Linked DNA regions of Homo sapiens: region 2 is linked to region 1. The links are chromatin loops, found by intact Hi-C in ENCODE. Cell type or tissue: endothelial cell of umbilical vein. All regions are shown on one strand. Links, peaks and the distances in the headings refer to the core of each region. The heading gives the core; the rest is flanking DNA.

Evidence for each region. Peaks named below come from ENCODE experiments on the same cell type or tissue, not always from the same donor. Only the 100,000 strongest peaks of a DNase experiment are listed, where the experiment ranks them.
Region 2: it touches region 1 in a loop (14-fold over the local background); 4 of 110 quality-filtered maps call a loop at or near these places.

Annotation. Positions count from the first base shown.
Region 1 is chr22:27,575,729-27,578,638 of GRCh38, reverse strand. No RefSeq gene overlaps it. Among named protein-coding and RNA genes, the nearest start is that of CPMER, 140 kb to the left of the region's middle. RefSeq lists enhancers at 1,699-2,199, 2,200-2,700. In endothelial cell of umbilical vein, for the core only: no CTCF peak of the experiment used is centred there; a DNase peak (open chromatin) is centred at 1,298; H3K27ac peaks cover 1,091 bases.
Region 2 is chr22:27,419,003-27,421,877 of GRCh38, reverse strand. No RefSeq gene overlaps it. Among named protein-coding and RNA genes, the nearest start is that of LINC02554, 110 kb to the right of the region's middle. In endothelial cell of umbilical vein, for the core only: no CTCF peak of the experiment used is centred there; DNase peaks (open chromatin) are centred at 997 and 2,227; H3K27ac peaks cover 2,483 bases.

The DNA.
Region 1 (2,910 bases), core at 279-2,778:
CCTCCTGCCTCAGCCTCCTGAGTAGCCGGGACTGCAGGCACACATCATCACACCTGGCTATTTTTAAAATTTTTTGTAGAGATGCAGTCTCACTATGTTGCCCAGGCTGGTCTCAAATTCCTGGCCTCAAGTTATCCTCCTGCCTTGGTCTCCCAAAGTGCTGGGATTCCAGGCATGAGCCACTGTGCCAGGTCCTTACTTATAATATCAAAACCAAGAAGGAGAGAAGCCAGGGGTTGAGATTACCTTCTCTGTGGAATATCCCCCAGTCTCGGTCTTTCATGGCCACCTAGGTAGTTTTTGCCCCATTATTAACCCAACGTCATTCTTTAAATCCACTTTACACTAACTCACTTAAAAAAGATTTTAGCCTCAGCCTTAGCAACAATATCCATGACATCCCAAATTGGAAGTGATGATATTTTTAATACACATAAAAATAAATATTTGAGAATTAAAAACAAAAAGTTTTATGCCTGTGTACCACCATCTCCCAGCCACTGGGGTGTTTAAACCTCTTTTTGGGATTTACTGATCCAGTTCAACCATCTTATTTCATGGGTGGGGAAATGGGAGTGTCACACAGAAAAGTTCAGTGATTTGCCTAAAGCCACACAGCAAACACAGCTGAGACCTCCTGACTCCCGAGCCTGGGGCATTCCCTGCCCCTCAAACAAGTGTGTATGTCAGGAGAGGCGGAGCTCACCCAGGGGTAGGCCCTGCCTGAGTTTGGAAGGAGACCAGGCTCCGCTTCACAGACACCATCTCTGTTAACCCTCAGCGCACCTCTTAAGGAATGCCTTCTTGTTCCTATTTTAAAGTTGAAAGGACTGAGGCTCAGAGAGGTAGAGCAAGTCTCCAGAGGACACACAGTAAGGGGTGGAGCTGGGATTTGAACCCCAGATCTGGGTGCTGTGCATTGGAGAATGTCGCTAAGGACGCGCGGACTTGGTGGAAGGAACACCGCTGTCAGGGGTGACGGTGCGGAGGACACAGGTTGGCTGGGAGCCTTCAGTGTTGGGACCGAACGGCCTTCTTTTCCTCTTAGCCTGAAACATCTATGCTGCTGTACCTTTCCGCTTTCTGGAATAGATTTAGGTTGCAGAGGCCTTTGCTGCAGCTGACGTGCTGCGTATTTTTAACTTGGAGAAGAATGTCCTGGGCTTTCTGAGCCTCCCGCCAGCCGTACCTCCTTGGGACCAGGAATGCAGCCTGCTTCCTGCCTTCAGTAGCCTCTCATTTTCTCCCCAGCCCAGCAGCCCTGTCTTCTCAAGTCGAGACGGCTAAAGGTCTTGGGAATTTTCGTAAAACTCTTAAACCTGGCTGTGAGCCAAAGGGAAACAGCTCAGAGAAGGCTGACGCTGTCTGGGAGATGATAGAAATATGGCATTCCTGCGGCAGGCGATTCCTGAATTTACGGGGGGCGGCATGCAGGCCCATCAACAAGCAGCCGGCCCTGATGGCTGGATCTTTGCGGCACCCAGAGACGCAGCCGGCAGGAAAAGAAGCGGAATAATCGCAGCCAGTTATGCAGCTTTTGCTGTGGGCCAGTGTTCATTGGTCTTCATGGGTTAGCTCCCCAAAGCCTCATGAGCTGAATGGGGTGGGTGCTATTGTTAGTGACCCAGAGAGGTACACTAACTGGTTCAGGGTCACACAGCCAGGAAGTGGTGGGCCTGGAATTCAAGCTCAGTCTTTGCTGCTATACATCCCTGTTACATACACCTAGACACATCCACCTATCCATGTATGTACACACAAGCAAGCACGGACACAATACATGTGTGCATGCAAACACACAGACAACATACACACAAAGACATGGATGCAGCACAAGAACACATATGCATATGCAACATGCATGCACATACAACACACGATGGACACAGTGCTTACACGAACACACGTACACACACGTATACCATGTGTGTGCATGCACTGACTCATAGACACATTCCAAAACCTGAAGCCAAAGTGCTTACCTGGCTATCTGGAGCAGGGCCAGGACTCTGTCCCTCAGACCCTGGGAGCACCAGCTTCCTTCCTCCCTTCCCTCCCTTCCCACAGATGTTTGCTGTGGTTCCGGCCAACTAGCCAGATGTGCGCCACGGCCCAGGATGTCTCAGAGACCCAGAGGCTGAGGGGGTTGCCAGACTGCCCCCAGATGTCTCCGTGACACCATCCGGCCCCAGGCTAAGAGGAGCCAGACCCTTGAAAGGGACCCATTGCTCTGCAAGGTTGCTGGGCTCTCATGGTGCGGGGGGCAGTTTGCCACGAGAGCTGAATTTTGTGGTCCAAGCAGGAATTCTAAGGCTGAGTCCAGTTTGAAGCTACCACGAGACTGGGGGCTAGCCCTCTGCCCTTCCTGAGCCTTAGTTTCCACTGCGTGCAATGGGGACAGCCAGGCCAGGTTGGCCTCTCGAGGGTGTCTTGGGGACTGAACACATTTAAAATGGAAAGGAATCTTAAAGATATCTTTAGTTCTCAATTTGCTGATGGGGAAACTAAGGTTCGTATCACACTGAGAGTCAGTGGCAAAATTGAGCTTGGAAACCGGCTCCTACAAATCTTGGCTGGAAATGTCTCATATTTAACTTAACCAGCTTCTTCATCGGCAGCATGTAGCGGAACACAGGAATGAAAAGATTGTTCTGTCTTCTTGCTAGCAGGCCTGTTCTGACATTTCCTTTTTGCCCTAAGACATTTTTCTCTGGGGTTACTGATGAACAAAATGGAATTTTTTCTGAGACGCATCCAGTTGGTCCAAATACCAGTGCCCCCAAATATAACATTTACTTCTCCCAAACCCCGGGCTTTGGTCTGTTTCACCCCAGACTCCCCAGTCCAGATTTCAGAGGCTTGGGGTCAACGGCAAGGACATTGCATTATAGTGCCCCGTACTGATGCGAC
Region 2 (2,875 bases), core at 1-2,500, 160 kb after region 1:
GAAAAAGAAAAAAGAGAAAGTGCTTTAGGTTGTTTCTTGCGCTGGCTGGTGGTTACATGGGTATTTGCTTGATAGTGAATCATTCAATTATGCAAAGTCATATTTTCTGCATTTTGCTGTAGTTTTTAAATGTTTTATAATTGAGAGAATAATAAAGGTTGTGCTATCCTTAGCTCAGAGAATGGACTCTGAGGGCAGGAGTGGAGGTGGGAGGGTTTGAGAGGAGGCTGCTGCAGTCACCACTGCACCGATGGTGGCCTGGACTGCAGTGGGGACCACTGGGATGGAGGGACCAGAGGGATTCACGAGGGACTTAGCAGATAATTTGGCAACCCCCAGTGTGTTCACCAATGTGTTTGAGCTCCTGGCTTTGAACCACTGGCTCCAGGACTTCCTGTTCATAGTCCCTGACATTCAGAACCAGGAGGCCAAATGGGCCTCATTGGGGTGCCCCCAGGACAGAGAATGTGAAGAGCTTCGGAGAATGCCATGGAAAGGCGGCCAGGAAAAGAGATGGGGAAGTTGAGTGCAAAGAGAGAGCGGTGAAGAGGCGGTCCTTTAGAGCTGTCAGCATGGGGCCCCAGGCGCTCCGCGTGCCATAAGCAGCTTCTTTGGATTGTTTTTTGGCCAACACGCACAGGTCGGGTGGTGAGCTGGCCAGGACGACCCGTGCAGATGTGGTTGCAGCTGGAGGGGGGAGGCGTGCAGTGATCAACGAATAGATGAAAACCCAGTCCCCAGGTAGCCCCTCTCCGGCTCCCCAGAGCGTGTTTTCTTGCGTCTTCTTTCCCACCTCCCGGGGGTGGCCGTGGTGTTTTCTGTCTGGCTGGCGATGCCTGGCCGTGCTCGGGAACACAGTCCCCTTCAGAAGTGCCCCCCGAGTCTACCGAGCCATCCAAGCCCTGACAAACTCTTGAGGGAAGCGGGCGTCGCAGGCCCAGCTGTGTAAATGTTTTTGGTTTTCCTGCTGAGGCTAGGGGTTGAGTCCATGCCAAGACAAGCCTCGCTTGAGTTTTCTTTGGCAAGGCGGCCCGGCTCAGGAATGTCAGGCAAACTTTCCAAGTGGGATGGCCTGTTGGTGGGACCTGGGGCTGAAAGCTGAGCCTGGGGTGTACTTTGCCATCATCTAATTACCACATCCCCAATTAGAGTCAAGAAGCTGTGCCCAGGCTGGTCAGATGGGAGCCATTTTCTCGGTGTGCCCTCCCCTTTCCTGGAGGGATCAGGGCTATTTAGGGGGCTTTCTGTGGGCTTCCCCAGTGGGCATGGGTGGGAAAGTGGCATTCAGCATCCTCAGAATGATGGAGCTTTGAAGGGGATGTGCCGACTCCATTCTGGGCCCAGGCTGTGAAATTGGGAGAAGTGGCCACACCATCACTGTGAGGTGTGTGTTTTTCTTCTTCTTGTTTAACTCCATTTGGCTAACTGTGACTTGGAGCTTTCTTGGTGGATCTCATGGAAGAGAAAATCTAGAGCAGGGCTTCCAGATGGAAAATACTCCAGTGGTAGGCAAACTACGTAAATGAATGGAGCTGGCCAAGAGTGAGGCAACAGGGAGCGGCGGGGACTGGGGCAGAATGGGAGCTCATACCCTTTCTAAAGGGGCGGGTGCCTGTAATTTCAGCACTTTGGGAGGCTAAGGCAGGAGGATCACTTGAGTCCAAGAGTTCAAGACCAGCTTGGGCAACATAGTGAAACCCATCTCTACTAAAAATACAAATATTAGCCGGGTGTGGTGTCACACGACAGTAATCCCAGCTACTCTGGAAGCTGAGGCAGGAGAATTGCTTGAACCCAGGAGGTGGAAGTTGCAGTGAGCCAAGATTATGCCACTGCACTCCAGCCTGGGTAACAGAGTGAGACTCTGTCTCAAAAAATAATAAATAAATAACTAAATAAATAAATAAGGGAGTGGGTTCTTCTCAGCTCTAGCAAAGCCCAGCTGCTCTGGGTGAATATAATTCTCATGTGGTCCAAACATCTGAAATTCCAAGAGAGACCCCAAAGTGTATTTTACGCGAAATCTCCCCATCTCTAAATATTGGCAACTAATTAGATTTTTTTAAAAAAATCAATGAAGTGCTGTATTAGCCAAACAAAATACATCTGGGAGCTGGACAAGGTCTCCAGATCACCAATGTGTGACCTCTGGTCTCTGAATTCCTGACCCATAACTGCAAGCCGAGTGGACAGATGGAGACAATGACATCATCCACAACAATAGCAATAACAAAAACCTTTTGTTTCTACTCTGGGCCACCCTAGGTGTCATGCAAGCATTTTGTATGCGGAGCTTCATTGAAATCTCACATCAACCTGATAGGAAGATATCATCACGCCTACTTTATCGACAGGAAAACTAAAATCTCCAAGAAGGGAAGTGACTTGACCAAGGGAACCGATTGGTAAGTGGCAGTGCAAGAATTTGAGCCCGGGTCTGTCTGAATCCCAGCACTGGGCCAGAGTAAAGAGACTCGCCTTGTTCATTGATTCATTCATTCATATATTCAGCAAACATTTATTGAGCTTTTACTGTGTGCCAGCCACTATGCTAAGTTTGCAAGGGTTAAATGAAGGAATACATGTAAAGTGCATGGAGCAGGTAAGAACTGCTTGGTTTCCTAGCTCATATTATTATTATTATTATTACCAACATGGATCAATTTACAGCAGGGTGTGTCCTGCCCAGGCATAGAGGTGGGGTGGGCAAGAAGCTGTAAAATATGAGTAATGTGTAGCTTCTTCTTTTGAAGATGCCCAGCCTCATGGGTCTGAGTTAGAAGCTTCCATATAGGCCCTGGAATTGATCCCACCATTTCTAATCTATGGAATGGGCCACAGTTTGCCCCCAATCAGAGTGATGGGGCAAAGAAGC